2 separate regions of the Homo sapiens genome follow, and region 2 is linked to region 1. Evidence: read pairs that join two places in POLR2A ChIA-PET (ENCODE). Cell type or tissue: OCI-LY7. All regions are shown on one strand. Each heading gives the region's core, and the rest is flanking DNA. Links, peaks and the distances in the headings are about the cores only. Region 1 holds the start of DYNLT4 (dynein light chain Tctex-type 4). Region 2 overlaps ARMH1 (armadillo like helical domain containing 1).

The links. Peaks named below come from ENCODE experiments on the same cell type or tissue, not always from the same donor. Only the 100,000 strongest peaks of a DNase experiment are listed, where the experiment ranks them.
Region 2: POLR2A ChIA-PET joins it to region 1 with 11 read pairs; 33 of 35 experiments call an interaction of 5 or more read pairs at or near these places.

What each region holds. Positions count from the first base shown.
Region 1 is chr1:44,803,139-44,818,500 of GRCh38, forward strand. DYNLT4 (dynein light chain Tctex-type 4) reads right to left here and starts at 4,213. Exons shown (of 3, transcript NM_001377534.1): 1 at 4,187-4,213; 2 at 3,646-3,700; 3 at 2,755-3,541. The coding sequence starts at 3,530. The coding sequence ends at 2,865. It overlaps BTBD19 (BTB domain containing 19), which reads left to right and starts at 5,385. Exons shown (of 8, transcript NM_001136537.3): 1 at 5,385-5,768; 2 at 7,075-7,288; 3 at 7,416-7,469; 4 at 8,901-8,960; 5 at 9,858-9,926; 6 at 10,000-10,131; 7 at 10,236-10,361; 8 at 10,500-12,447. The coding sequence starts at 5,683. The coding sequence ends at 10,634. It overlaps PLK3 (polo like kinase 3), which reads left to right. Exons shown (of 15, transcript NM_004073.4): 7 at 1-15; 8 at 130-253; 9 at 462-553; 10 at 793-886; 11 at 1,025-1,108; 12 at 1,201-1,363; 13 at 1,512-1,641; 14 at 2,128-2,241; 15 at 2,349-2,852. The coding sequence ends at 2,540. RefSeq lists enhancers at 2,682-3,532, 3,533-4,382, 3,976-5,175, 4,650-4,899, 5,234-6,083 and 3 more and a silencer at 10,781-10,850. In OCI-LY7, for the core only: no CTCF peak of the experiment used is centred there; DNase peaks (open chromatin) are centred at 4,743, 6,233, 6,583, 10,733 and 1 weaker place; H3K4me3 peaks cover 2,337 bases; H3K27ac peaks cover 4,462 bases.
Region 2 is chr1:44,706,597-44,721,958 of GRCh38, forward strand. All of the region lies in intron 6 of ARMH1 (armadillo like helical domain containing 1), which reads left to right. It overlaps LOC105378690 (a long non-coding RNA gene), which reads right to left. Exons shown (of 5, transcript XR_007066059.1): 3 at 715-793. RNU5F-1 (RNA, U5F small nuclear 1) reads right to left here and starts at 15,306; the gene lies at 15,189-15,306. RefSeq lists a silencer at 6,482-6,541. In OCI-LY7, for the core only: a CTCF peak has its summit at 8,557 (motif pointing right); DNase peaks (open chromatin) are centred at 6,385, 6,875, 8,125, 8,545 and 1 weaker place; H3K4me3 peaks cover 2,719 bases; H3K27ac peaks cover 5,048 bases.

The DNA of each region.
Region 1 (15,362 bases), core at 3,015-11,014:
GACTTCTTTACCAAGGTCTGTGGCTCCCCAGACCTCTAAGTCCATCTGTGTATTCCCAGGGATTGAAAGGGGGCAGGTGACAGGACCCCTGGAGCCTCTCTTCTCTGTTCACATGGTTCCCCTCCCTAGGGCTACACCCCCGATCGACTCCCTATCAGCAGCTGCGTGACAGTCCCAGACCTGACACCCCCCAACCCAGCTAGGAGTCTGTTTGCCAAAGTTACCAAGAGCCTCTTTGGCAGAAAGAAGAAGAGTGAGTCTGGGGTGTCAGTGGGTTGAGGGGGCAGAGCAGTAGAGCGGCTTGTCACATTTGTCTTGGGTGTGTGAGTGTGGGTGCCTGGAAACTCCTGGGGAGAGCATGTGCAGTACAGGCACTTGGGGAGGCCAATCTCTGTGTCATCCCTGTCGGAAGTGGAGGGGCTGGGCAGGATACTGAGGACGGTATCACCTTTCACCCCCAGGTAAGAATCATGCCCAGGAGAGGGATGAGGTCTCCGGTTTGGTGAGCGGCCTCATGCGCACATCCGTTGGCCATCAGGATGCCAGGCCAGAGGTGAGGCGCTCAGGTGGACACTGTTCCCCTGACTCACCCCCACCCTAGCAGCTGAGGGAAGCCGGGGATAAAAGAGGCTGCTGAAGCATCCAGCCTCGTGGTGGCCTAATTGGCTGTGTGTCACCAGCCTGGCGGGGCTGACCTGGGGTGCCCTGGGAGCCAGGGCAGGGCCAGGCCATGGACTCAAGGGTTTGGATTTTGGGGCCTGTGTCACTCCCTTTCCCTGCCCAACCCTCCAGGCTCCAGCAGCTTCTGGCCCAGCCCCTGTCAGCCTGGTAGAGACAGCACCTGAAGACAGCTCACCCCGTGGGACACTGGCAAGCAGTGGAGATGGTGAGGAGCCAGGGAGGATGAGAGGTGATAGAGGTTGCTGGAGCTGAGATCAGGGGCGAGAGGGAAGGAGTGGGCAGAGGGGCCTGGCCTGGGTCCTGGGGTGCTAATTCCTAAATCTCAGTGCCCTGTCTCCTTCAGGATTTGAAGAAGGTCTGACTGTGGCCACAGTAGTGGAGTCAGCCCTTTGTGCTCTGAGAAATTGTATAGCCTTCATGCCCCCAGGTAAGGGTGGGGTCTGGTACATGCTGCTGTGGTGGGAGTTCTGTGGCTGGGAGGCCAGGAGCAGGTGCTGACTCCCTCCTCTCCCATGACAGCGGAACAGAACCCGGCCCCCCTGGCCCAGCCAGAGCCTCTGGTGTGGGTCAGCAAGTGGGTTGACTACTCCAATAAGTTCGGCTTTGGGTATCAACTGTCCAGCCGCCGTGTGGCTGTGCTCTTCAACGATGGCACACATATGGCCCTGTCGGCCAACAGAAAGTAAGTGCTGTTATGGGGTGCCTTGTATTCAGGCCACTAATCCAGCAGGGCCGCACCCTCGTGAGTGCTCCTGGGCTCAGGGGTCTGGGTTTCTCAGAGGAGGGGCATTGGTGCAGGGCTCCCTCTGACCTCTGCCTCCCCATTCTAGGACTGTGCACTACAATCCCACCAGCACAAAGCACTTCTCCTTCTCCGTGGGTGCTGTGCCCCGGGCCCTGCAGCCTCAGCTGGGTATCCTGCGGTACTTCGCCTCCTACATGGAGCAGCACCTCATGAAGGTGTGAGGGCTGGGGCTGTGGTACATTGAAACCTAACCCATCCTGGCCGGGTGCGGTGGCTCACGCCTGTAATCCCAGCACTTTGGGAGGCCGAGGCGGGTGGATTATGAGGTCAGGAGATCGAGACCATCCTGGCTAACAAGGTGAAACCCCGTCTCTACTAAAAATACAACAAATTAGCCGGGCGTGGTGGCGGGCGCCTGTAGTCCCAGCTACTCGGGAGGCTGAGGCAGGAGAATGGGCGAACCCAGGAGGCGGAGCTTGCAGTGAGCAGAGATGGCGCACCATTGCACTCCAGCCTGGGCAACAGAGCGAGACTCCATCTCAAAAAAAAAAAATAAAGAAAAGAAAACTAACCCATCCTGATCCCTCTGATTCCCCCTTGGTGGTGGTTGGGGTTGCTGAAAGCTAGAGGATAAGGCATACACTAATGGGGAGGGGGCTGTCTCACGCTGGATCAGTGACCTGCCCTGATCCTGCTCCCAGGGTGGAGATCTGCCCAGTGTGGAAGAGGTAGAGGTACCTGCTCCGCCCTTGCTGCTGCAGTGGGTCAAGACGGATCAGGCTCTCCTCATGCTGTTTAGTGATGGCACTGTCCAGGTAAGAGCCTATCCAGGAGTTGCGGGAAGGTCTGGGAGGCCCAGGGTGCTGGGGAGGAAGCTGGGCCCGGAGCCTAGGTCCTGACCACTGTCATGCTCTGTGTGCAGGTGAACTTCTACGGGGACCACACCAAGCTGATTCTCAGTGGCTGGGAGCCCCTCCTTGTGACTTTTGTGGCCCGAAATCGTAGTGCTTGTACTTACCTCGCTTCCCACCTTCGGCAGCTGGGCTGCTCTCCAGACCTGCGGCAGCGACTCCGCTATGCTCTGCGCCTGCTCCGGGACCGCAGCCCAGCCTAGGACCCAAGCCCTGAGGCCTGAGGCCTGTGCCTGTCAGGCTCTGGCCCTTGCCTTTGTGGCCTTCCCCCTTCCTTTGGTGCCTCACTGGGGGCTTTGGGCCGAATCCCCCAGGGAATCAGGGACCAGCTTTACTGGAGTTGGGGGCGGCTTGTCTTCGCTGGCTCCTACCCCATCTCCAAGATAAGCCTGAGCCTTAGCTCCCAGCTAGGGGGCGTTATTTATGGACCACTTTTATTTATTGTCAGACACTTATTTATTGGGATGTGAGCCCCAGGGGGGCCTCCTCCTAGGATAATAAACAATTTTGCAGAATTGGACTCCCCCTCACTCGCAGTAGAGCCCGTGGACCGTGGCCACCGCGAAGAGCGAGGTGTTGGTGTAGGAGACCGAGGCCAGCCCATCGCGCGCCACGTCCCAGAGCGCACGGCTGACCACGTGAACGCCCTGGCCCGCGCGCGGCCCCAGCACCACACTGCATACCAGCTTGTAGCGTGGCGGGCTGAGCTCGCGCAGGCGAACGTGCACCTGCTCGCAGAGCTCCCGCACCAGCCGCGCGGCCTCGTCGCTGGAGTAGCACGCGTCGTGCAGCCCTGCGGCCAGCGCCGCCTCCAGGGCACGCTGTGCACGCGCAGCCTCCCAGCGCTCCCCGGGCACTGGCTCCGTGCGGTAGGAGGGCGCCACCCAACGGGCGGGCGCCAGGGGCAACCCTGAGAAGCTGACCCTTGAGCCCAGAGGGGGCACCGGGCCCAGGGATGGCCGCTGACCCCCAGGACCCGCGCCTGGCCCGACCAGCGAGTTGCGGCGGGAGAAGGACGCGGCCAGGCCCAGCATGGAGCCCCGGCGCGAGGCCGGGGCTGGACCTGGACCTGCCGGTCGGGCCTCATCAATGCTGGGCAGGCAGCCTCGGGGCCGCACCGGTGAGGGTTTCCGCCCGGAGTCTTTGGCATTCTCCTCCTCCTGGCGTCCCGGGGGCAGAGGCCTGCTGGCCATGGACCTGCTGGCTGGAGGAACCACACTCAGGGTGGCCTTCACCAGGCATCTGTCTACCCACCCCAGCCTCTTGCTCAGTGATGTCAAGGGTTTTTACCTTCTACCCCCTTCTTACCTGTGTTTTAGAACAAGTGGATCAGATAGTCCCAGGCTGCCTGGGTTCCTAGGTGCTGAGAAGGTTAAAGGCTGTTAGACACATGAGCAGGGGACAGGAGGCTGCTAGGACTGGGATCCTCGGCTAGTCCTTGCCGACTGAGCTCCTTCTCTGGGCACTATGGAAGTTAGCCAGGTACGCTCGGAGTCTTAGAGACTGCCATTTCTCCCTTCCACCCGACTTCTCTGGAAGGAGAGGCAGGCCTCTGCCTCAGCCTGGACTGTGGAGGCAGAGCCTCCAACCCCTAACCAGGAAGGACTGACAGACTCAGCTCCTTCAACCCCACAGATCCTTCCAGCCCTGGGGGTGTTGAATCCAGTCATCTTCCACCCAGATCTACTCTAGGGTGGCTGGCACAAAGATCTCCCCTACACCTGGCCCAGGCTGAGGGCAGATGACTCATGAAGCCCCCTTCCACCTTCTGCCTTTGGCCTCTGATCCCACTTCCTCCAGAATCAGTTCTGAGATGGCTGCCCTCTGCTCCCGAAACTCCCTCAGGCACCTGAGTCACCCGCAGGCTTTGGCTTCTGAGTTCTGTCCTGGCTGCACAGCCCTGGCCCCGCTGGCCTGAAGGGCAAGTGGGAGGGGAAAGACCTGTGTTGTGGAGTTGCCATGGGTTGCTAGAGCAAACACTCCTCCCTCCCAGGATCCCTCCCTCCAGTCTGGCTCTGGCTTAACCTGAGAGCATTGTTGCTGTGAGCATGTGCTGAGCATGGGGTGCCCCTGAGTCATCAGGGAGAGCGGCCGACAGGGTCTTGCAGCTTAGAGGCAAACTTCCTAAGCGCAGGCAACAGAGGGGCAGATGTAGAGCAAGGCTGTGGTCAGAAAGGCTTTGTCCTACCCCAGGACTCTTGAGCCAGGGCCCATTTTCTCCCCTTGTGGAATGGCCAGATGACTGGCCATTCGTGAACAAGTCACAGAGGCCTAGGTTAGGGGGAGATCTTGAGGCTGCGGGGGTGGTGGCTCAGGAATCCAGAGTCTGGGCCCACAGGAAGGAACACGTCATGGCTCTGTTGTCTCCCCATCGGCCTCGACAAGGACAAACATTTCCGCTCCCGGCGCAGAGTTAGGGTGGGGCTTGGATGACTTCCTCAGTTCAGGGCTATGTGCGGGGGAGGGGAGGCCCACTGGCTCAGCTGGTAGGCACCAGGCCTTATAAAGTGGCAGTGACTCGGCAGTGAACCCCGAGTCCAGCCTCGTGACCTTTGCTGACCCAAGTGTCCTGGGGCTTGTCCCTAGCTGGCTACACCTCTAGTACCTAGGTTTCCCCAAAGTTACATTTCAGAGATGGCAGAGGCTGTGACACCTCTGCCAGGGCTGACAACTCATGTGACTCCTCCTCTGGCAGGGATGGGACTGTCCCCTCCCAAACAAGCCAGGTCGGGGCCCTGACCCATCTATGGGGGCGAGGATTTTCCCTGTTGAGTGGGGGTTTCCCCGGCCTGGCTAACCGGATCCTGACCCTGTGTGCCTGTGGAGGAGGGAAGGGTTAGGAGGGCAAGGAGTTTGAACTCTGAACCTAGGGCAGGCTCAGCTTCGGGGGCTAAGACCCTCGTATGGCGCTTAATGCCCCTCTAAGGGCTGAAGTTTTCCCTGGGCCTGCCCGGGAGATGGGTGGAGTCTCTTCTCAGGCCAGCTCCAGTTTCCATGGAAACCCACAGGCTTCCCACCCCGTCGGCTGCCTGGGCAGACTCCCAGCCAGGGCCTCTTTCGCCGCCGCCGCCGCCGCCAGCCAGCCAGCTTCTTCCCAGGACCATAGGCCACTCCAGCCTCAGCTTCTCCTGGCCCCCTCCCTGTGTCTGTTCCTGTCCCCGAGCCTCTGGCCTCTGATGCCTTCAGGAGCTTGGGCCTCTCCTGCTCCACTCCTAAACTTCAGCTTCTCAGCAAACAGGCCTCCCAAGTCCCTGCTTCTCCCTCTCAGGCCTTGCTAACCTCACCAGCTCTAGGGCCTGGCCAGGCCTCCCAGGCTCCCTCCTCCACCCCAACCCCTTCTCACTCATGGAGCCCTTGGGACTGGTCGTGCATGGGAAAGCTGAACCTTTTTCCGCAGCACTCCGAAGCCTTGTCAACAACCCGCGATACAGGTGAGGGGTGGGCCCTGCCTGCGGGTTTTTCTTAGCTGGCTCTGTGGGCCCCAGGACTCTAAGGAGGCCCTGGTGAGAAGAGGCTGGGAATTAGAACTTGGCCATCCTCCCTGGTGAACTTAGGCTATGGGGAGGTCAAATGTGGAACATGGCTACTGGTCACTCAGTGTCTGTGAGACCCTGAGGGCCAGAGGCAAGGCTGGCGGGGTGGAGCTGCTGTGTGAGCTCAGGCAAAGCCCTTCCTTCTTTGGACTTTGGCCCCTGGCAGAAGAAAATGATTCTCAGCCCCTGGGATCCTTAGAGATGGTGGGTCATGATTCCCCTCCTCCCTCCACTCACTCAGCTTGGTATTGAGGCCTCACTGCTAGAAGAAGAGGAACAGATGACCTGTTCTGGGAACTGAGGCTTCACAAGAAGAACAAAGCTCCAGAGATTGAGCCATAGTCCCTGACAGGAAGCCTCGGGGGTGCTGGCTGCTCCCTGCTGGCCGGGATGCCAGTGGTGTCTGAAACCAGGGGTAGAGTTTACAGGAGGCCGGGCTGCTCAGGAGAGCTAGAATGAAGTTCTCTGTCCTCATGGTCTCAGATCTGAGCTCTTCCCCAAAGGGTGGTGACTTCCATCACCCTGCTTCTTTGGGGTCACAGTCTGGTCTGGGTAATGTGAACCCCCCAGGCTTTGGACCTGGGACTAAGAGGCTCTAGGAGGCTCCAGCCTCATCTGCCTCCTATCCCCTGCCTTGTTCAGAGGCCCAGAGCTGGGGCCGGAAGTGATCATGAAGATGGAAACTGTGGTCTGGCTCATGATGGTGCATCACTGCTGTGTCTGTTTGCAGTCGTTGTGCACTCTGTGCCCCACACCCCCACACCCTCCTGTCTGGAGGAGGGCTGAAAAAAAGCTGAGTTTGCAGCTGGTGGAGGAGGAGCCAAAAGAAGCTTCCCTGCCCCCAAGACTCAGGCTGGGGAGGAGAGGGGAAGGTGGGATCAACCTTGCTTCTATTAGCCCAGATGCCCCTCAGTAATCAAGCATAGTCATCTCCTCTGAGACCTGAGGTTTAGGATTATTGTCCCATTTCATGGGTGAGAAACCTGAGATTCAAAGATAGGAAGTCACTTGCCTATGGTACCCATTAGGTGGAGCTGGGACTAGAACTCAGGGCTTTGGGTCCCAGACCTTCTGCTGGAGGGACGAAGCCCTGTCTCTTACATTCTGGTTAGGAAACTAAGACCCAGAGTGGGCAAAGGCACAGCCCAAGTTGCACTCCGGGTGCTGGCCTCCTCCCCGCTGCCTCTCTGCCTGTCTCCCACAGTGATGTTTGCTTCGTGGTTGGTCAAGAACGGCAGGAGGTATTTGCCCATCGGTGCTTGTTGGCCTGTAGATGCAACTTCTTCCAGCGACTTCTGGGCACAGAGCCAGGCCCCGGGGTGCCCAGTCCTGTGGTGCTAAGCACTGTGCCAACTGAGGCCTTCCTGGCAGTGCTGGAGTTCCTATATACCAACAGTGTCAAGCTGTACCGCCACTCTGTGAGCCTGCTGACCAGGGGCCTGGGTGGGAGAGGTGGGGGGTGCCAGAGGCAGGAGTTTGCCCATTACACTGTGGGCACAGGGCAGGGGAAACTCCCTTCCACTCCCCCAACCACCCACTCTACAGGTGCTGGAAGTGCTGACAGCGGCTGTGGAGTATGGGCTGGAGGAACTGAGAGAGGTGGGTTTTTGTGCCAGGTCCCTGTCTCATTTCCCTTGCTTCTCACGGGCTCACTTCCCGCCCTGCCTCACACACACTCTGGCCTGGAGAGGAACGTGTGCCCACACAGAGAGAAGTATGTATATCTCTCCCAAGTAAGTAGGGCATGTATGTGTGCCTGTGTGCAAAAGGATCCATGCATGCCTGCCCTGTGTGTGCTGTGGGAAGAGGGGGTGATTATGGCTGGTGCTGTAGATACAAAGATATCAGCCTTGATCCGTGTTCTCCAGAGAGGGAGAGGAGACAGACACATGAAAATGCTTACCTGGGTGGCATAAGAAGTGTGATAGAGGCCGGGCGCAGTGGCTCACGCCTGTAATCCCAGCACTTTGGGAAGCTGAAGCAGGTGGATCACTTGAGCCCAGAAGTTCCAGACCAGCCTGGGCAACATGGTGACACCCCATCTCTACTAAAAGCACAAAAATTAGCCAGGCATGGTGGCACACACCTGTTAATTGCAGCTACTTGAGAGGCTGAGGCACAAGAATCGCTTGAACCTGGGAGGCAGAGGTTGCAGTGAGCTGAAATCGTGCCACTGCATTCCAGCCTGGGTGACAGAGCAAGACTTGCCCTCAAAAAAAAAAAAAAAAAAAGAAAGTGTGATAGAGAAGCGTGAATGGTGCCGAGACTGTATGGGGGGACTCTCCAGTCCCGCCACTAGGGAGAGGAGAAGACTTCCCAGAGGAGGAAACATTTGTGTTCGATCTGGTAGAACAAATAGGATTTTGTTCCTAGGGGAAGTGGGAAGATGGTATTCTAGTCACAGAGGCACCAAAGGAGCTAGTGAGACATTTGGTGTGTCTGAACTGTGAGGAGAGGGCAAGACGAGACTGCAGAGGACGCCAGGGCCTGGTTCATGTAGGGCCCTCAAGCTTTTGGACTTCTTTTAAGCAGAGGGCAGTGGAGATTCACTGAAGGTTTCCGATAAGGGAGTGAAGAATTGGAAACTCAGGGGAGAAGGGATTGGAAGAGGTGGAGAGGACTCGCTAGTCCAGTCAGGAGGCTAGTGCAGCAGTCAAGAGATGAGAGATGTCACGGATGAAATTCAAGTTTCTGCTAAAAATAGAAGTATCCTTGAGTCAGGAAGGGAACAAGTGGAGGAAGATAAGCATCCTGAAAGAAGGGGAGAATTTTGCATGGCCTTTATCTGGTTTTGATTAGTGGCGAATGTACTAGAAGGTGGGTGGCTGGGCTTGGTTTTGCTAGTCTCCAGTTCCTGTAAGCCTGCTGTCTCAGGCTCTAGCAATTCCCTGCCTCCCCTGGCCTGGGTCAGGATGGGTCTGGGGCTGCTGGGTGACTCACCGCTCCAAGCCTGCTCACTGCTTCTGGGGTGGAACTAGTGTCTTGGAGCAGGGACACCGCCACCCAACCCACATTCATTTCTGTTCCCAGCTGTGCCTGCAGTTTGTGGTGAAGGTGCTGGATGTGGACTTGGTTTGTGAGGCCCTGCAGGTGGGTGCTGCTGGACAGGCATGGTAGGAGTCTGGCTCTGTGTGTGGAAATGGGCTCCCAGCACCTGGGAGCCTGGGCCTGCTGTGTCTGGCCTGGAAATAACTTGGGTACATGGTGGTGGTGGGGGTGCTCCAAGGATGTTTATAGGATGAATTCTGTGCCTAGATCTGTGGGATCCTGGGTGTATCAGCAGGGTCAGGTGCAGGAGCAGGTGTTGAAGGGGCTGGAGGTCTTTGCTGGTCTTCTGTCTGTCAGGGCTGGGGAATGGTTCTCAGCTTGACTTGGGGTAGGGAAAGGGTGGCTGTAGACTTTAGAAGTCAAGCTGGGTCAGGCACAACGGCTCACACCTGTAATTTCAGCACTTTTGGAGGCCGAGGCGGGCGGATCAAGAGGTCAGGAGATCGAGACCATCCTGGCTAACACGGTGAAACCCTGTCTCTATTAAAAATACAGAAAATTAGCCTGGTGTGGTGGCATGCTCCCAGCTACTCTGGAGGCTGAGGCAGGAGAATCGCTTGAACCCGGGAGGCAGAGGTTGCAGTGAGCCGAGATTGCGCCACTGCACACTCCAGCCTGGGCAACAGAGTGAGACTCTGCCTCAAAAAAAATCAAGCCTAGGTCCCAGGTGGGGTTTGAAGGCCATGGCGTGGTCTCCTGTAGGGAAGAGCAGGTTGTAGAGTGAGTCCACGTGTGTGTGTGTGTGTGTGTGTGTGTGTGTGTGTGTGTGTGTGTGTGTGTGTAGCAGGCTTTCATTGGGTCTAGTTTCCTGGAGGGCTGAGGGCCCTGTCAGCCTCCCCAGCTAGGGCTAGGGTCAGGCTTGCAGTGGTGGGTCCCAGTGAGCAGGCTGGGCTACGGCCTCTCCAGTCTCCAACCTGATCTCCCTCATTCTGCTCGCAGGTGGCCGTAACCTTTGGCCTGGGGCAGCTGCAGGAGCGCTGCGTGGCTTTCATAGAGGCCCACAGCCAGGTACTGCTCCCTTCATACTCCTCACCCTACGCACCGCATTCTGCTCCTCCCTGACCCATTTGCCGGCTCGCAGGAGGCCCTCCGGACCCGAGGCTTCCTGGAGCTGTCGGCGGCCGCGCTGCTGCCCCTGCTCCGCAGCGACAAGCTCTGCGTGGACGAGGCTGAACTGGTCCGCGCGGCCCGAAGCTGGGCGCGCGTGGGCGCGGTGAGTGGGGCTGGGGGAGCGCAAGGGCACGGAAGGAGGTGCTGGCCACGAGACTGGTGAGCGGGCGGCAGGACAGGTGCCCGACTCAGGGCTGGCGTTTGCAGGCGGTGCTGGAGCGGCCGGTGGCTGAGGTGGCGGCCCCGGTGGTGAAAGAGCTGAGACTAGCCTTGCTGGCCCCGGCGGAGCTGAGCGCCCTGGAAGAGCAGAACCGGCAGGAACCACTCATCCCGGTGGGGACGCGGGGAACCGGCCCAGCTCCACTCAGCAGGGGGTACAGGGCGCTGGGAGGGGGCAGGAGCAGCCCGGCCCACGGTCCTCGGGGCGAGGGGCCACCGCGGGACTGCGCACTAACTGGCCTTGCTCTGCAGGTGGAGCAGATTGTGGAGGCGTGGAAATGCCATGCCCTGCGGAGAGGGGATGAGGCCCGGGGCGCCCCGTGTCGCCGCCGGAGAGGCACCCTGCCCCGGGAGCATCACCGCTTTCTGGACCTGTCCTTCAAATGATCCAACGCCGGGACTCGCAGGGAGCCCTCGACCCGCCCAGCTGAGCCTGCCCCAAACTACAGCTCCCGAAGTGCTCGGCGTTCGGAGCGGGCTTCCGTTCCCAGCGTGCCCAGTGAGCCGGGCGCCGGAAGAACCGTTGTCTGCCACGCGCAGCCCCTTGTGCGGGATCAAGCCCGTGTGGGCGAGGTGGGGTCGGGCCGGGCAGGGCTTGGGCTGGGCCTCCCTGAGGGGGTGAAACTCGAAAACGAGGATTTCCTTCGTTCCACACCCTGACTCTACGCCCTGCCCCTGGGCATTGTCGTCTACTAGTCTATTCTGATGACTCCCACATATCTATCTGTTCAGCTCAGCTCCCTCTTTCTTTTCTTTTTCTTTCTCTTTCTTTCTTTCTTTCTTTCTTTCTTTCTTTCTTTCTTTCTTTCTTTCTTTCTTTCTTTCTTTTTCTTTCTTTCTCTTTCCTTCCTTCCTTCCTTCCTTCCTTCTTTCTTTCTCTTTCTCTATCTCTTTCTTTCTTTCTTTCTTTCTCTCCTCTCTCTTTTTTTTGAGACGGAGTCTCGCACTCTCGCCCAGGCCGGAGGGCAGTGGTGCCATCTCGGCTCACTGCAAGCTCCGCCTCCCGGGTTCACGCCGTTCTCCTGCCTCAGCCTCCGGAGTAGCTGGTACTACAGGCGCCCATCACCACGCCCGGCTAATTTTTTTGAATTTTTAGTAGAGACGGAGTTTCACCGTATTAGCCAGGATGGTCTCGATCTCCTGACCTTGTGATCCGCCCGCCTCGGCCTTTTTTTTTTTTTTTTTGAGACAGAGTCTTGCTCTGTCGTCGAGGCTGGAGTGTAGTGGTGCGATTTCGGCTCACTTCAAACTCCGCCTCCCGGGTTCAAGCGATTCTCGTGCCTCAGCCTCCTGAGTAGCTGGGATTACAGACATGCACCACAACGCCCGGCTAATTGTTGTATTTTTAGTAGAGACGGGGGTTTCACCATGTTGGCCAGGTTGGTCTCGAACTCCTGACTTCATGTGATCCGCCAGCCTCGGCCTCCCAAAGTGCTGGGATTACAGGTGTGCGCCACCATGCCCGGCCTCAGCTCCTTCTTTCATTCCAGACCTGCCCCCCTGGAGATCGCTCCCTGAATGCCCCTCAGACACCACAGGCTCGGCGAGAAATTGATCTCCCCAGCTTTTCCCCAGCTCTGCCCCCATCGTGTTTCTCATTTCCGTGGACACCCACGCCAGAAACCTGGATCTCATCCTTGCCTTATCGCTCTTCACACCTGCCTTAGGTCTCTTTTTACCTTGTAAGAGACCTTAAGAGACCTTTCCAGTTGGTTCAGTTCTCTCAGCCCCAGGTTCAACCTGTCCTGTCTGACACGTCTCACAGCCTTCCTGCCTTCACTCCAGCGCCCCCTCAATCCATTTCCCACAGTGCAGCCAGACCTGTTTTTGATTGTCAGTCCTATGGGGCTTAAGTCCTGGAACATCCCATTGACCTCCAGGACAAAATTCAATCTATTTCACTTTCAGGGCACTCAAAACTACTAGTGAGTGGTTCCTCACCTCTTCTCTCAAATACAATCTTTGTATAAATTCATTTATCCTGGAGGTATTAGTCCTCTAGCTCCATACCTTACTCAGTTACTGCAGACCCCTCTGCTACCTCCTTCATTCACTATACATCTTGTTTTCCCGAGGATGTGAATCTCCCTCAAGAAAGATCCCTGGGGCCTGGAGTGGTGTCTTACTCGTTTCTGCTTCCTCAGTCTCTGTCAGATAATCAGTGCTATGTAAATGTTAAGTAAATGACTTTATTTATTTATTTATGACACAACCTTATTCTCACCCAGGCTGGAGTGCAGTGGTGCAATCTCGGCTCACTGCAGCCTCAGCCTCCCAGGCTCAAGTGATCTTCCCACTTCAGCCTGCTGAATAGCTGGGACTACAGGCATGTTCCATCACATTCGGCTAACTTTTTTTTTTCTTTTTGTAGAGATGAGGTCTCCCTACGTTGCCCGGGCTGTTCTCAAACTCCTGGGCTCAAGCAATGGTCCCACTCCGTCCTCCCAAAGTGCTGGGATTACAGGCATGAAGCACCACCACACCCAGCCTATTTCCTCATTTAAATGCCACTTTATTCCATGAAGAGTTTTAAAGGAGCTGCAAAGCAAGATACTGTCAATCTAAAATGAGAGACAGTTGACTATTTAGAAGAAAATAAAGTTAGATTTCTATCTCAGGGACTTCATACAAAAATATATTGTACAGGAGGCCAGGCACCGTGGCTCACGCCTGTAATCCTAGAACTTTGCGAGGCCGAGGTGGGTGGTTCGCCTGAGCTCAGGAGTTCGGGATCAGCCTGGGCAACATGGCAAAACCCTGTCTCTAAAATACAAAAAACTAGCCAGGTGTGGTGGCACATGCCCGTAATCCCAGCTACTTGGGAGGCTGAGGCACGAGAATTGCTTGAATCTGGGAGGCGGAGGTTGCAGTGAGCTGAGATTGTGCTACTGCACTCAGCCTAGGCAACAGAGTGAGACTCTGTCTCAAAAAAAAAAAAAAAAATATATATATATATATGTATATATATATATACACACACACACACACACACACACATAGATGTGTGTGTATATTATATATACACATAGATGTGTGTGTATATTATATATACACATAGATGTGTGTGTATATTATATATACACATAGATGTGTGTGTATATTATATATACACATAGATGTGAGTATATTATATATACACATAGATGTGTGTATATTATATATACACATAGATGTGTGTATATATTATATATACACATAGATGTGTGTGTATATATATACACATAGATGTGTGTGTATATTATATATACACATAGATGTGTGTGTATATTATATATACACATAGATGTGTGTGTATATTATATATACACATAGATGTGTGTGTATATTATATATACACATAGATGTGTGTGTATATTATATATACACATAGATGTGTGTGTATATTATATATACACATAGATGTGTGTGTATATTATATATACACATAGATGTGTGTGTATATTATATATACACATAGATGTGTGTGTATATTATATATACACATAGATGTGTGTGTATATTATATATACACATAGATGTGTGTGTATATTATATATACACATAGATGTGTGTGTATATATATTGCACAGGGATTAAAGATAGTTATTTAGCATTATCTCTCGACAGAAAATGTGCTTACTCAGTAGTACATGGCAGCATTGATTGGATAGTGGAAATTGAAAATCATCTATACGTCCATTACCAGAGGACTGGTTATATTAACTATGGTATATTCCTGTAATATTTAAAAAATCCATGATCTTTGGTGAAAAAAGCACAGAATAGACCAATTACAGCATGATTCCTCTTGTTAAAAGAAAAAAGGTAGCATAGTGATTAAGAGCGTGTCTCCTGGAGCCAGAATGCTTGCATTTGAATCCCAGCTCCGCCACATATTTTCTTTGTGATTAACCTTTCTTTGCCTCAGCTTCCTTATTTATAAAATGGAGATAATGGAACCTATTTAGTAGAGTTTTTAGGAAGATGAAAATAATTTCATAAAATACTTAGAATTGTAGTGGGACAGATTAAATTCTGTATATGTGTTTAGAAAACATATTCATTCATTTGTTCCACAACTATTCATTGAGTGCTCACACACTAGACATTGATTTACGGTCATGGAATAAGTACATCAGACAACAAGTCAAGTCAAGTCTTTGCCTCATGGAGCTAACATTCTAAGAGGAGAAACATGCAGTAAACAAGTAAAGAAATGTATGCTCTATTCAGGGAGTAGTTTGTGCTATGAGGAAAAGCAAAACAGGTTGAAGAGATAGCTATGTGGTGGGAGTGGGACTATTTCGTACAGGGCACTGATTGTAGACCTCTGATGAGATAACATTTGACAAGAGATCTGCAGGGAGCTATGTGTCATGGGGGAAGGCATTGGAGGGTTTTGTGCAGGACAGTGATGTGTGATCAGATTTAGTTTAAAAGAATAATTTGGGCTGGGCATGGTGGTTCCTGCCTGTAATCCCAGCACTTTGGGAGGGTGAGGTGGGCGAATCACTTGAATCTGGGAGTTTGATACCAGTTCGGGCAACATGGCGAAATCCCGTCTCTACAAAAAATACAAAAATTAGCCAGTGTGGTGGCACGCGCCTGCAGTCCCAGCTACTTGGGAGGCTGAGGTGGGAGAATTGCTTGGATCTGGGAGGTGGAGGTTGCAGTGAACTCAGATTGCGCCACTGCACTCCAGCCTGAGATTGTGCCACTGCACTCCAGCCACTGCACTCCAGGAAGACCCTCTCAGAAAAAAAAAAAAAAGAATTTGGCCGTTATGTGGAGGACTGGAATTGAGAAGGGCAAGAGCGAGGTAGAAGAGTGGTCTAGGGAGAACAGTTAGGGGCTATTGCAATTATCCAGCAAGAGATCTTGGACCAGGATGGCAGCAGTGGAGGTGGTAAAATGTGGTTGGATGAAGCGTACGCTTTGAAGGTATCAACAGGACCAGCTGATGGAAGGGAGTCAACAGGACTAGCTGATGGCTGTAAACTGGGGGGTCACTAGCTATCAGATGGCATTTACTTAAAGCCATGGAAGTAGGTGAGCTCCCTTATGGAGAGGGAATAGGAAGGAGGTAGACCATTCTATCAAAATGCTCTTTCTACAGGGCACTTCTCACTGAGATAT
Region 2 (15,362 bases), core at 2,818-10,817, 97 kb before region 1:
AGTGCTTAAACTGAATGTCAGGCATGTTATTCCTTCAGCAACATTGTCGGTTTTGTATTTTTTGACCCCTGCAAGGTCTGTGTGCATATGTGGGCCTTGTATGTTGAGAAATAATGCTATGCTAAAATCTGTTAGCAGCTGGAGCAGAGTGTCCTGGCTGGAGAGGAGTTGCCAGTGAAGGGGTAGAGTGGTACAGGGACCTAAGTAATAGTCAGACCCTGCACCAGAGGGTTGTCACTGGCATTGGAGCAAGGGGATGACCTGGTAGTAGAATCATGTTAGGAAGCTTAATCAAACAATCCCAAAGACTAGATTGGGTAGCACTGACACCTTCCTCTCCCCACCTCACCTCTGTGTGGCAAACTTGCCCACTCCTCCTCATCCGTCCATCACTTCTCAGCTTAAGCATTGACTCCCTAAGCCCTTCCCTGACCCTGCCTTCAACCCCTGCCCAAATGTCAGCCCTTCTTCCTTTGAACCACCCCTGCCCCCACCTCCCCTCCTTTAACCCCCCTCCATCAGAGCACTGTTCTCTCAAATGGTACCTTCCCCTTACATAGACTGTGTGCAATTTCAGCTCAGCCATCATGGCTTTTATCCTTATATCCTCAGCACAGTCCCCAGCATGTTAGGTCCTCATTGCATGTTTGCTGAGTGAGTGAGTGAGTGAGTGAGTGAGTACTGCACATATGCACTGCATTAGTGATTACTCACCTCTATGCCTTTCTCCTCCAGACCTCTGAGCAACTCCAGGGAGGGACTGGGTCTGATTCATCTTTTTCCAACTCAGGACCTGGAACACAATGGGTGCTCAGTAGAAGTCTGTGAAAAAAAAATCTTATTTCTTTTTTGAGGCAGGGTTTCACCCTGTTGCCCAGGCTGGAGCACCGTAGCACAGTCATGGCTCACTCCAGCCTCGACCTCCTAGGCTCAAGTCATCCTCCCACCTAAGCCTCCCAAGTAGCTGGGACTACAGGCACAGCTCACCATGCCCAGTTAATTCTTTGTAAAGATGGGGTCTCCCTATGTTGCCCAGGCTGCCCTCAAACTCCTGGGCTCAAGTGATCCTCCTGCCTCCACATTCCAAAGTGCTGGGATCACAAGCGCAAGCCACTGCACCCAACCAAAACAAAACCTCTTATGCTGATGAAGTCCTCCAGAGTTGTAACTGGCCACAGCTTCTTCCAATATCGGCCTAAGTTAGAGTCCTTCTGCATTTATTCAGTAACAACTAACAGCGTGGAAGAGGCAGTGGGAACGTGACTCTGTGACTGCATTTGGTTTGTTATAGGATCATGTGATAACAATGAAACTACATGCCTCAAGGTAATTTCAGATATACCAGACTCATAACAGGTGCGCACAAAAAAAATGTCTGTTGAATGAATGTATTATTATTTTTTTAACCAGGCGCTTCAAAATAGTCTTCCTATAACTCCAAATGTAGAGAATGCGTATGCAATGATTTCCCACTAGGGAGCACTGTTTCACATGGTCAGAGTAGACGGGAAGTTAAGGGAGAGAAGAAATTCGCACGCCTTCAGTTTCCACTGAAACTCCGCCCGAGGGAGGGAAGGAAAGTTCCTACGGGTCCTACATGTGGTCCTAAACAGTGGGTGACCGGAGAGGATTAGAGAGTAATTTCTTTGAGTTTGAGTATACCAAATTGCAAAACCAGAGTGAGGCCCTAGGATGCTGGCAGCAGTCAGCATGGAGAAGCAGCCTGTGTCCAAGAGGAGCCTGAGTGACTGCGGGGAGAAGAGTTTAGTAGGTGACAGGGACTGATCTCAAAAGGGCAGGGTTGGTTTGTTTCTTTAAACAAATATTTACTGAATATCTGTGATGTGCCAAGAACTGTACCAGACACCGGGGTTTTGTGTTTGCTTGTTTGCACTGAGAAGGGGAAAACTGAATGTCTTGGAAGAAGGGTCAGGGGTGCCCACTCCACTCCCATGTGGCATGTGTGTGGGGCAGAGTGGGAGGTTATTGGCATCCTTCCCTTAGAAAGCTACAGGGAAAGTGGCATCCTCAGGACAACAGGAGGCGGAGGGGCTTAGGGGGCCTGGCGATTGTTTATCTTACAGTGGGTGTCAGTGATGGAGGAAGCTGCTGGTGGTGTCACCTCCTTTTCTATGAAGAACGCTACCTTCCCCCACCAACCTGCCTGACCAGTGAGTCAGGTTAGCCACGTCCTCTGCTCTCCTTCCCATTATGAGAGTGTCCCTGGTTCCTATCACAGGCCCTCTCTTCTGCTTATTCTCTGAAGCACATTCCCTCAAAGACTTCCCTTCTGTAGCTCACCTCTCCCTTTTTCTCTGCTGGACCATCTCCATTGACGTGCAAATATGCTCTCTATCTTCCATTGTTAAAAGAGCCCCTCTTTGAGAATTTATGGATTAAAAGAGACTTAAAAGACATGTACCAAAAAGGTAAAATTATAGCATTTAGGGATGTACACCCCTCCTTGACCCCAAGTTGCCCCCCAGCTATTCATTTCTTTACCATTTCCTTCCTACTTGACCTCCCAGCTGCTTTCGACCCAGTTGATCACTCCCTCACTTTCTTTTGTTGGCTTCTGTGATAGAAGTTTTCCTCCCACCGTCTGGTTTTGCCTTAGTCTCCTTTGCTTGTTTCTCCTGTTTCTCTACCAGACTGTTAGGTCACCCTCTTCCTTCTCATCTCTGTATACTTTTTCCCTAAGTGGTTTCCCATGTGGATGTCTAACAGACATCTTAAATTTATGGCCAGAATTCTTGAGTTTCTTCCCAAAGCCTGTCCTTGTTTTCCCTATCTCAGGCAGGCGCGGTGGCTCACGCCTTTAATCCCAGCACTTTGGGAGGCCAAGGGGGGCGGATCACGAGGTCAGGAGATCGAGACCATCCTGGCTAACACGGTGAAACCCCATCTCTACTAAAAATACAAAAAATTAGCCGGGCGTAGTGGCATGCGCCTGTAGTCCCACCTACACGGGAGGCTGAGGCAGGAGAATAGCTTGAACCCAGGAGGTGGAGGTTGCAGTGAGCTGAAATCATGCCATTGCACTCCAGCCTGGCAACAGAGTGAGACTCCATCTCAGAAAAAAAAAAAAAAATTATCTGAGCATGGTGGCGCGCACCTGTAGTCCCAGCTACTCAGGGAGGCTGAGGCAGGAGAATTGCTTGACCCAGGAGGCGGAGGTTGCAGTGAGCCCAGATCATGCCACTGCACTCCAGCCTGGGTGATAGAGGGAGACTCCATCTCAAAAAAAAAATTGCTGAAAATATGCTAACAAATACGTATAAGAATCAAGTCCATGGTAAAATGGAACTGTTTATGAATTTGGAAAATGGTCATTTGTAGAATACAATTTTTGTCTACTTGACCTAGAACCTGGAATTAACTTGACTTGCTAATCAAATGATCATTTCATATATTAATAGCGAAGTTGAAAGTATGGTTCATCAGCCCCAAAGTACAACAGTGGGGCTTGTAGCTGAGCGAACTCTCGCACTAACACAGTGGAATCCTCTAGAGATGCTAGTGCAGGGAAACAGTGGCCCTAACTGACCAAACCGAACAGACATGGACAAGGCTTTGAATGCGTGACACCTCCTCCCCTGGCCCCCTGAAACCTGGAGAGACTGGTGGTCGCAAGAACCTCATTGTTAGTTTCCTTCGGTTCTTGGCTGTGTAAAGTTACTTAGGTTCCTAATTCTAAGAGGTATGATTGATCTAGAAATTAATCACAGATTGGCCGGGCATGGTGGCTCACACCTGTAATCCCAGCACTTTGGGAGGCCAAGGCAGGTGGATCACGAGGTCAGGAGATCGAGACCATCCTGGCTAACACGGTGAAACCCCGTCTCTACTAAAAATACAAAAAATTAGCCGGGCGTGGTGGTGGGCGCCTGTAGTCTCAGCTACTCGGGAGGCTGAGGCAGGAGAATGGCGTGAACCCAGGAGGTGGAGCTTGCAGTGAGCCGAGATCATGCCACTGCACTCCAGCCTAGGCAACAGAGCAAGACTCCGTCTCAAAAAAAAAAAAAAAAAAAAAGAAAAGAAATTAATCACAGATTTGGTTTACTTCTTTCTTCATAAAAGCACATTTTTTAACTGAGATGACATTCACATAACATAAAATTAACCATTTTAAAGTGAACAATTCAGTGGCATTTAGTATACATTCACAGTGTTGTACAACCACCATCTCTATCTAGTTCCAAAACATTTTCATCCCCCCAAAAGGAAACCCTGAATTCAGCGAGCAGCTATTCCCCTTCCACTCCCTCCAGTCCCTGGGAAGCCCCAATCTTCATTCTGTCTCTATGGATTTACCTATTCCATATATTTCACATAAATGGAATTATACAATACATGACTTTTATGTCTGGCTTCTTCCACTTAGCATAATATTTTCAAGGTTCACCCACATTGTAACATGCATCAGTACTTCATTCCTTTTTGTGGATGAATAATATTCCGTTGTATGTATCTACCACAATTTGTTTATCCATTCATTCATTATTAGACATTCGGGCTATTTCCAGCCTTTGGCTCTTGTGAACCAGTGCTTCTATGAACATCCACATACATGTAATTGAGTACCTGTTTTCAGTTCTTTGGGGTATATTACCTAGGAGTGGAATTGCTGGATCATATGGTAATTCTGTTTAACTCGTTGAGGAACCCACTAAACTGTTTTCCACAGTAGTTGTACCATTTTACATTCCCAGTAGCAGCAATATATGAGGATTCCAATTTCTCCACTTCCTCACCAAACTTGTTATTCTGGGGATTCTTTAATTATAGCCATCTTAGTGGATGCGAAGTGCATTTTCCTAATGAATAAGGATGTTGAACATAGACGTGTTTCATAGACTTGTTGTCCATTTGTATTTCTTCTTTGGAGAAATGTCTATTCAGGTCCTTTTTCCATTTTAAAATTGGTTGTTGGGTTGTAAGAGTTTTTCATATATTCTAGTTTCTGTGCTCATCAAATATATGGTTTCTCCCATTCTGTAGGTTCTTTTCACCTTCTTGATAATGTCCTTTGTTGTTTTCATTTTCAATGATTTAAGTTTCTCATTTATTCATTTACTTATTCAAAAAGAATGGCACTGGGGTGGGCACTGAGAGTATAGTGACAAATGAAACAAGTCCTTGTTCTCACAGAGCTTTGTTACAACAGTGATACTAATGGTAATGTTAACTCATAACTACTACTAGTGACCAACAATGACTGTGTGCCCAGCATTGTTCTAAGCTCTTTTACCATCTCATCTATTCCTCAGAACAACTCTGTGAAGTAGGTACTATTTTCATCCCCAGTTTACAGATGAGGAAACTGAGGCACAAAGCAATTAAATAACCTGTCCACAGTCTCAAAATGATAAATGAGAAAGCTGTAGATCAAACCCAGTCAGTCTGCCTCCTGCGCCCATCCCCTCACCACCACACTATTCTTTCTTCAGTATTAGAACAAGACTTGCCTTGTTTTTACCAGCTTTGAGAAGTAGATAAAAACCCAAGGACACCCTTTTAATCCCAGCACTTTGGGAGCCCGAGGCGGGCAGATCACTTGAGGCCAAGAGTTTGAGACCTGGCTGGGCGCAGGGGCTCTCACCTGTAATCCCAGAACTTTGGGAATCCAAGGCGGGCGGATCACCTGAGGCCAGGAGTTCGAGACCAGCCTGGGCAACAAGGTGAAATCCTCTCTCTACTAAAAATACAAAAATTATCTGGATATGTGGCAGGAGCCTGTAATCCCAGCTACTTGGGAGGTTGAGGTAGGAGAATCACTTGAACCTGGGAGGCAGAGGTTGCAGTGAGCCGAGATCGTGCCACAGCACTCCAGAGTGGGCAACAAGAGTGAAACTCCATGAAACTCTGTCTCTACTAAAACTACAAAAATTAGCTGGGCATGGTGGCTCACACCTGTGGTCCCAGCTACAGGGAACCGCAAAAAAAAAAAAAAAAAAAAAAGGACAGACAACATTGTTAAGATTACAGTAAACCATATTTTTAAAATTATGTTTTCTTAGCTTCATACCCCTCACAGGGTTAAGCAAATACATCAGGATTTCTTCTTTTTTCTTTTTTTTTTTTTGAGATGGAGTCTTGCTCTGTTGCCCAGGCTGGAGTGCAGTGGTGCGATCTTGGCTCACTGGAACCTCTGCCTCCGAGGTTCAAGCGATTCTCCTGCCTCAGCCTCCCAAGAAGCTGGGATTACAGGCATGTGCCACCACGCCCAGCTAATTTTTATAACTTCAGTAGAGACAGGGTTTCACCGTGTTGGTCAGACTGGTCTCAAACTCCTAACCTCAGGTGATATACCCGCCTCAGCCTCCTAAAGTGCTAGGATTACAGGCGTGAGCCACTGCACCACCTGGGTCTCATTTAAAAACTAGTGTTTTTGCCTTACAGAACGTTATGCCTTTGCTTTGCACTTTTTTTTTTTTTAAGACGGAGTCTCGCTCTGTCACCCAGGCTGGAGTGCAATGGCAAGAGCTACTGCGCCCGGCCTTTTTTTTTTTTTTTTTTTTTGAGACAGTCTTGCTTTGTCACCCAGGCTGAAGTGCAGTGGCATGATCTTGGCTCACTGCAACCTACACCTCCTGGATTCAAGCAATTTTCGTGCCTCAGCCTCCCGAGTAGCTGGGACCACAAGCATGCAGCACCATGCCTGGCTAATTTTCATATTTTTAGCGGGGATGGGGTTTCACCATGTTGGCCAGGCTGGTCTCCAACTCCTGGGCTCAAGCGATCCACCTGCCTCGGGCTCCCAAAGTGCTGGGATTACAGGTATGAGTCACTGCACCCGGCCCTGCTTTGTACTTCTCAGCTGACATGGGCAGTAATTTTAGCCTTTCCTGCTGTATAAGAGGCCACCTGTCCTGTACAGCTTCATTGAACAGCAGTCAGAAGGCTCTGACACTGAGGGAGACTTTCACATAAAAACCTGCTATTTTTAAAAGATGCATTACTTCCCCAAAAGTATATGAGCACTTCAACTGTGACACTTTATTCAGCGTTTATAAAAGTCTATAAAACAGTCTTCCAGGGGATTTAAGTGAAAATCTTGGGGGGAAATCTTATTTCTAACTTCCCCATTTGCCTGCCCCTCAAAACATCTGCATCCTGCCCTTGCCTTATACTGCGTCCTTTTTGAGGACACTGGTGCTTGACTCGAGTCTCAGGGATAGTTCAAAACATCAGTACACGGACTGGTTGGGCTGGGTGAAAGCAGATACCAGTGGAAGACACACCATAGTAATTCTTTGTCCAGCAATAAAAATACCACCATAGCACATACATTAGTTACTTTGTTGCCTGGCTTTAAAAACAAAAGGTGTGCATAAAATATATTTTTATTGTTTCAACATTGAGCTTTGAACAGAATGTAGTTAGAGAGGTAGCAGGGGGCCTGACGCAGTGGCTCACGCATGTACCCAGCACTTTGGGAGGCCGGCGGATCACGAGGTCAGGAGATCTAGACCATCTGGCTAACACGATGAAACCCTGTCTCTACTAAAAATACAAAAAAAATTAGCCGGGCGTGGTGGCGGGTGCTTGTAGTCCCAGCTACTTGGGAGGCTGAGGCAGTAGAATGGCGTGAACCTGGGAGGCGGAGCTTGCAGTGAGCCGAGATTGCACCACTGCACTCCAGCCTGGGTGACAGAGCGAGACTCCGTCTCAAAAAAAAGAAAAAAAAAAAAAAGAGGGAGCAGGGGCCAGGCCTGGTGGCTCATGCCTGTAATCTCAGCACTTTGGGAGGCCGAGGCCGGCAGATCACCTGAGGTCGGAAGTTCGAGACCACCCTGACCAACATGGAGAAACCCCTTCTCTACTAAAAATACAAAATTAGCCGGGCGTGGTGGTGCATGCCTGTAATCCCAGCTACTTGGGAGGCTGAGGCAGGAGAATCCCTTGAACCCGGGAGGCGGAGGTTGCGGTGAGCTGAGATCACGCCATTGCACTCCGGCCTGGGCAACAAGAGTGAAACTCCGTCTCAAAAAAAAAAAAAAAGGTAGCAGGGTATACAGAAATCAGAGACAGAATTAATTACAGAATGTCAGGAAGATGGCTGACACTGGTCTCTTCCTTTTTTCTTGAGGCAGGGCCTTGTTCTGTCACCTAGGCTGGAGTGCAGTGGCGCATGCACGGCTCACTGCAGCCTCAACCTCCTGGGCTCAAGTAAGTAGCTGGGACTACAGGCACATGCCACTATGCCTGGCTAATTTTTTTTTTAATTCTTTTTAGAGATGGGATCTCACGATGTTGCCCAACCTGATTTGACTGTCCCCGGCCTTTTTTCTTTTTTTGTTGGGGGGGAAACAGTTTTACTGTTTCCCAGGCTGGAGTTGAGTGGCTTGACAGCTCACTGCAGCCTCAAACTCTTGGGCTCAAGCGATCCTCCCGCCTCAGCCTCTTAAAGTGTTGAGATTGCAGGCATGAGCCACCACGCCTGACTGGTCTGTTTCTTACAGCAGTGCAACATGCTAAACACGTTCATGCTAGTGCCCTGCTGGAAAAGGAAGCAAACCTCGGTAAGGAAGCGCACTTCTCATATGTGTCCAGTAGGTGGCAGGCTTGTCTGGACCTGCAGAGAAAGACCCGGAACCCTGGTTTTGCAAGGCTCTGGGATCAAAGAATTATAAATGATCAGTGCTGTTAGCACCCTGGAAATGGCTGCATGGAATATCCACAGTTCCCAGGTACAATGCCATTTCTATGGCTCCTTCTGCCAAAGGAATACTAAGCCTGCTGCTACAGCCCTGTCTCTTGTTCATTGTGGTTTCCTGGGCAAGTCATTTGTTCTTGGTTTCTTCGTCTATTCAATGAGATGATCAGACCAGTGATCACTGAGGTTTCCTCTAATGCTGATAGGCTGTGGATTCCAAAGTTCCTCTTCGGATTGGAGCAATGAATTTGTCTCCTGCACCATTAAAGAGTTTCCATGGAGTGTGAGTGGCTAGGACCTCACATCTGTTTTTTGTTTTTTTGAGATGGAGTCTCACTCTGTCACCCAGGCTGGAGTGCAGTGGCACAATCTCAGCTCAATGCAACCTCTGCCTCCCGGGTTCAAGCAATTTTCCTACCTCAGCCTCCTGAGTAGCTGGGATTACAGGCGCCCACCATCACACCTGGCTAATTTTTGTATTTTTAGTAAAGACAGGGTTTCACAATGTTGGCCAGGCTGGTCTTCAACTCCTGGCCTCAAGTGATCATCTGCTCGCTTCAGCCTCCCAAAGTGCTGGGATTACAGGCGTGAGCCACTGCACCCAGCCACATCTGTTTCATTTACTGCTGTTTCATCAGCACCAGCACTGCACCTAGCACGTGCTCAATCCCTGTTTGTCAAATGCATGAGCATGGGCCCCACAGAGCATCCTCTCAGCTTCATGGGGCCTGAACTCTCAAACATTCAAACCCTCCTGATGATACCTCCTCCTTGAATACTCTCATCCTCCTTCCCAAACCCATACTCTCCTGGCTTCCTCCTATGGCTCTAGAAACTGCTTCTCGGTCTTTTATACATTCCCATTCCTCTACCAGTCTCCTAGGTGTCAATTTTTTTTTTTCAGCATTCAACTCCAGGTCTTCTTCTCCTTCTTTGCTGTCTATGGCACCTCGTCCGCTCCCACAACTTTAATTACCACGACTTTATGTACCACCTACCACCTTGATGACAGAAACAATAGTCGCTAATCTTTATAGAGTGTTAACTCTATGCTGGATACTGCCCTTGATCTTTACTCATTTACCCCTCACAGCAAGCCAAGGAGGTGGGCACTATTATTTTCCCCATTTTATGGATGGAGGACAGAGTAGTGGAGTGACCTCTCTATAGCTCTAGACCTGTGTGTCCATTTGCCTTCTGAACACCTCCCCTCAGATGTCACCAGTGGACTTCTGATATTCCAGTTCCAAAGCTTTTCTTCTCCAAGGTCCCAATCTCAGTGGAAAGTACCCAGCTGCCCAGGCTAGAAATATTGGTAATTGTCTTGTCTTTTTGCTTCCCACCTTCAACCAACTTCTAACAAGACCAGTCAATTCTAACTCTTCAATATGCAGATGCGTTCCCTCTTCCCCATTCTGTCTCCACTGCTGTAATTCAGGTCTTCATACTGCTCACCTGCACTGGCCTCTACACCAATCTTCATCTGTCCAGTATGGCGCCCACACACAGTTCATTTTCCTAGTCCACCACCAGAGTGGAGGCAGTAGACTTAGTGGTGAAGAATATGGGATTTGGAATCCGAACTATTCTTTTTTCTTTTTTTTTTTTTTTTTGAGACGGAGTCTCACTCTGTAACCTAGGCTGGAGTGCAGTGGCGCGATCTCGGCTCATTGCAACCTCTGCTGCACAGGTAAAAGATATTCTCCTGCCTCAGCCTCCCAAGTAGCTGAGATTACAGGCACCTGCCACTGCGCCCAGCTAATTTTTGTAGTTTTAGTAGAGACGGGGTTTCACCATCTTGGCCAGGCTGGTCGTGAACTCCTGACCTCGTGATCCAACCGCCTTGACCTCCCAAAGTGCTGGGATTACAGGTGTGAGCCACCGCGCCCGGCCTGAAATCAGAACTATTCTTATTAGCTATCTGATCCTGAGCGAGCTACTCAACTTTTTTGAGCCTTCCTTTTCTCTGAAATGAAATGAGAAAAATGCCTGCTGTATCGGGTTGTTGGCACATGCATAGCCCTGCAGAAGCTGGGGCTGGCCTGCCTCCACAGGCTTAGCTCTGATGCATGACCCAGCATCCCTGTTTCCCAGCCAGATCTCCCTTGCCTGGCCACAAATGTGACATGGCACTATCCAACATGGCACTTGCCACATTCTACATTCCAGCCCCTCCCTTCTCCCTATGGTTTTGCCAATTCACGCATCACCGTCTCCAAGGAATCCTTCTCCTGATTCTCCATCCCCTATCATCTCCACTCCATCAACCAACCTGGCTTCCTTTGTGTTCCCATGGCCCTGATAACACTGCCTCATAAATGCCAGTTTCCCTATTGGTATCCCCCACTCAGCTGTGATGTCCCTAAGGCCAGTGATTAGATCTTAGTCCTCTTCATAGCCCTAGCCCAGAGGCCTGGCACAGACAAGATGCTCAATGAGAATTTTGTTAAATAAATGAATGAATCAATGAATAAATCAGTGATTGCTCAGCTTTAGGACATTTGGGTGTTATCAGCACCACAGGCTTTAGGCAAAGCTGCCAAAGATAGTCTTTTGTTGTCCTTTGCTTTCTGAAGGAATTGCCCTTCCTAGTAACTAGCACGATATATAAAGAGTTGTAACTGGCTGTGGTTCCTGTGAAGACATTTGGGCAGAGACCAGTACTTTCACTTTGGGTATAAACAGTGACAGCTGTGAATTTTAAAACTCAGTCAGAAATGATTCAGTGAATAAATCTTCATTTTTCTAAGTAGCTCCAAGTGTTACAAATACATAATTAGCAAAAGATTAAGCATTTAGGTAAAGTGAATAGTCAGAACTAGACATTTGTCTCCTGGAGTATTTGGTTCTACATGGGCAGAAAATGCTATTTGTGGTCAAGAAATTTTCATAAAAATATCTTCACCTGTTCGTTTCTACCCTGAGTGTCCACCAAGTCATGTCTTGCTGCAGGAAGAGCTCTTGGGCACAGGCAGACATTTGCCCAGGATGTCCTGGCATTACGCACTGCCAGCTTGTGCCTGGGAAGAGCCCAGCTACTAATGAGGGACGTGCTGCAGGCGACAAAGCCAAGTGTCATCAGATGCATGAGGGGCCAGACCACTTGGCTCCAAAAAAATGAGCTGCACCAATTCAAGAAGAGGGAAGAAACCAAATGGTAGAACAAGTGAGAAATACTTTGGGGTTTCAGGCAGCAGCCGGTGCAGGCTACGGCTGCCAAGCAGCCAGAGATGTCCGGTCTGCCATTTTGTCCAGATCAGAGAGTGTTTGGGGGAAGCCAGGGAAGCTCAAGTGCTTTGCCCCTTCCCGGGGCTGGTCCCTTTCCCTCCACAATGTTGCTGGGCCTTTGATTCCAAAATAGGACCACATCTGGGCAACCAGAGGCTGCAGAGGGTGGGCAGATGGGATTGCGAGGGCTACCTTAGAAGACTTAGAAGAAAGAGGCAGCCCAGCAGCAGTGGCTGGTTGGTCATAAGAAGCGTTTCTGGGCCGGGCATGGTGGCCCATGCTTGTAATCCCAGCACTTTGGGAGGCCGAGGCAGGCGGATCACCTGAAGTCGGGAGTTCAAGACCAGCCTGACCACCATGGAGAAACCCGTCTCTACTGAAAATACAAAAAATTAGCTGGCCAGTGTGGTGCATGCCTGTAATCCCAGCTACTTGGGAGGCTGAGATAGGAGAATCACTTGAACCTATGAGTCAGAGGTTGCAGTGAGCTAAGATCGCACCATAGTACTCCAGCCTGGGCAACAAGAGTGAAACTGTCTCGGAAAAAAAAAAAAAAAAAAAAAAGGCATTTCTGAATGAAGCCACTATTTCTAAATCAGGAAGGTCCTCAGAGGAAAGGGTCTGCCCCACAAGGTCTGTCCCCCAAAGGGTGAATAAGTACTGGAAGGGGTAGCACAGGATGTCTTTGAAGATCTTCCACCTCCAGGTGATTTTTTAATTCTGTGATTGGGAAAACCAGGATGAGACAAAACTAGCTTTTATAGGGCTTCAGGACCAGGCCCCCTCTAGTGTGCCTCAAGGCTCTGGAGCCTGAGGATGATGGGCAAGAGGCAGAGGAGAGCAGGATCTGGCACAAGGGCAATTTCGAGGAGGCAGGCTGGTTCTCTACTAGTAGCCTTTCCATGCCTTTCCTTAGATTGACACACCAGCCAAAACTCATTCTCTTCTTCCTGCCGAAGGGCACTCTGAGCCCTGGAGTGGAGAAGTCAGCTCCCCATCCCTCCGCCGGTGTTTTCAGCACCCAGGAGAGCTGAGCATGCAGCCTGCAGCACACAGGATGTGGCTGCTCCCTCTGCCTTCCCAGACCACTGCTCTTTTGGAAATCATCAATGATAGTTTTCTGACAAAGTTAGAAATCGCCAGCATGTGTTCCTTTTTAGGCAGCATATGTCTGTTTGGAGTTAAACAAGTAAAGTTTGCAGGAGCTGAAGCAGAGACCTGTTCTGTGTGCTCTGTAAATCCACGCAGTCCACATCTCTGACCATCTCACCAGGTGCCCTGTGTCTCCCACTGTGAGAAGGACCACACTCTTCCCCTTTCTGTTGTGCCTGGGTTGTATGATATGAGCATCCATAGAGTGGTGCCCAGTTCTGGGGTGGCCAAGAAGTATAAGGTCCTGGCTTCAAAGCACTCTCAAAGTTGGCCATGGGGCCAGGTGCAGTGGCTCACGCCTGTAATCCCAACACTTTGGGAGGCCAAGGTGGGTGGATCACCTGAGGACAGGAGTTAGAGACCAGCCTGGCCAACATGGTGAAACCCCGTCTCTACTAAAAATACAAAAAAATTAGGCAGGTGTGGTGGCGGGCGCCTATAATCCTAGCTACTTGGGAGGCTGAGGCAGGAGAATTGCTTGAATCCATGAGGCAGAGGTTGCAGTGAGCCAAGATCGTGCCATTGCACTCCAGCCTGGGCAACAAGAGCAAAACTCTGTCTCAAAAAAAAAAAAAAAAAAAAAAAGTTGGCCATGGGGTATACGGGGAGACAGCTGCCACAGTTCTGGCTCTCCAGCCTGTCCAAGATTCAAGCTAGGAAAGTTCTGTAGCTGTGTGAATGAGGACCACAGTGGCCACTGCAGAGCCTCCTCTGGGGTCATCCACCACCAGGCTGGTGGTTTCTAAGCGTGGTCCTAGGCTGCCATGACCCAAGCCTCGCCTGTTGGAATGCAGAATCCAATGAGGTCTTTTCAACAAGATGTATGGAGCATGCATTGTGTACATGGAATGGTTTCAGGCTCTAGGTAAACAGAAGTGAGATGTGTCAGATATGTTCATTGGAGTTCACACACTAGTGAGGAGACCATTTAGTGGATAGTACTAGAATTCTATAGCAAGAATTCTATACGGTGCTACGGGTTCAGAGACATAGGACATCTACTCCTGAGTGAAGAGTGAAGGCAGAGGAGAGCAGGCCAGGGGCAGCTTCCTGAAAGTTGATTTCTCAGCTGAGCCTAGAAGAATGAGTAGCAATAGCCAGATAAAGAAGACTTCTCAGGCCGGGCGTGGTGGCTCACACCTGTAATCCCAGCACTTTCGGAGGCCAAGGCAGGTGGATCACTTGAGGTCAGGAGTTCAAGACCAGCCTGGCCAACATAGTGAAACCCTGTCTCTACTAAAAAATACAAAAATTAGCCAGGCGTGGTGGTGCGCACCTGTAATCCCAGCTACTCGGGAGGCTGAGGCAGGAGAATCCCTTGAACCCAGGAGGTGGAAGCTGCAGTGAGCCGAGATCGTACCACTGTACTCCAGCCTGGGTGACAGAGTGAAACTCCATCTCAAAACAAAACAAAACAAAAAAAGGGCAAAAGAAAGAGAAGGCACTGAGATTCTGCTCTCGGTGGGAAGTCTGATACCTCTAGCATACATACTTTAAGTTGGACCCCAGAAGACAGTACCCTCAAGGTCAAGGTGGGCCAAAAGTAAGCCGGCCCTCAGGTGGTCTTGTATGGATTATATAACTACCAGGTGGTCCAGAGAACCTCAAGTGTTGAATGTGGACAAAGGTAGTCCAGAATTGTTTGTGTCCCCAGGTACCTGATAAAAACAAAAGAAAACTATCTCTGGAAGAAAGTATCATCATCCTAACTCTTAAGTTTTTCCTACACTTAATTTTTCAAATATGAGACCAGTCCAAAGTATAAGATAATCATGCACACAAAGTCATCACTATAAATTGGAACTAGCACACTAGAAAGACTCACAAGACTTCAGCCAAATTATTAGATACAGACTGTCAAAAACTAGGTTTTCTTTTAAAAAAAAAAATCTTATAAACATTTAGCTTCCTAAATGTTTACAAGAAGCTAAAAAAACATGACAGTAGGCCGGGCACTACAAAAAGTACACAAAATTAGACAGGCTTATGAGGCTGAGGTGGGAGGATTGCTTGAGCATGGGAGATGGAGGTTGTAGTGAGCCGCGACCACACCACTCCGCTACAACCTGGGTGACATTTGTGGAGCTACCCCAACCTCCCAAAGCATGAAACACCCCACCCACACGTCTCTCTTTAGTAACAGAACATTCAGCCTTGCCTAGGCAAGACTTCAAAAAATTTAACCATAAACTCATAGTTGTTTTTCTCCACGGAAATCTTTAGTAAAAGGCGAAAGATTTATTCGTTATGAAGAGAAACCAGAGATCTGCCTGTTAGCCTTTTGCCTGGCTTCCCAGCTATTGACTGGTCTCCCTCTACTTAC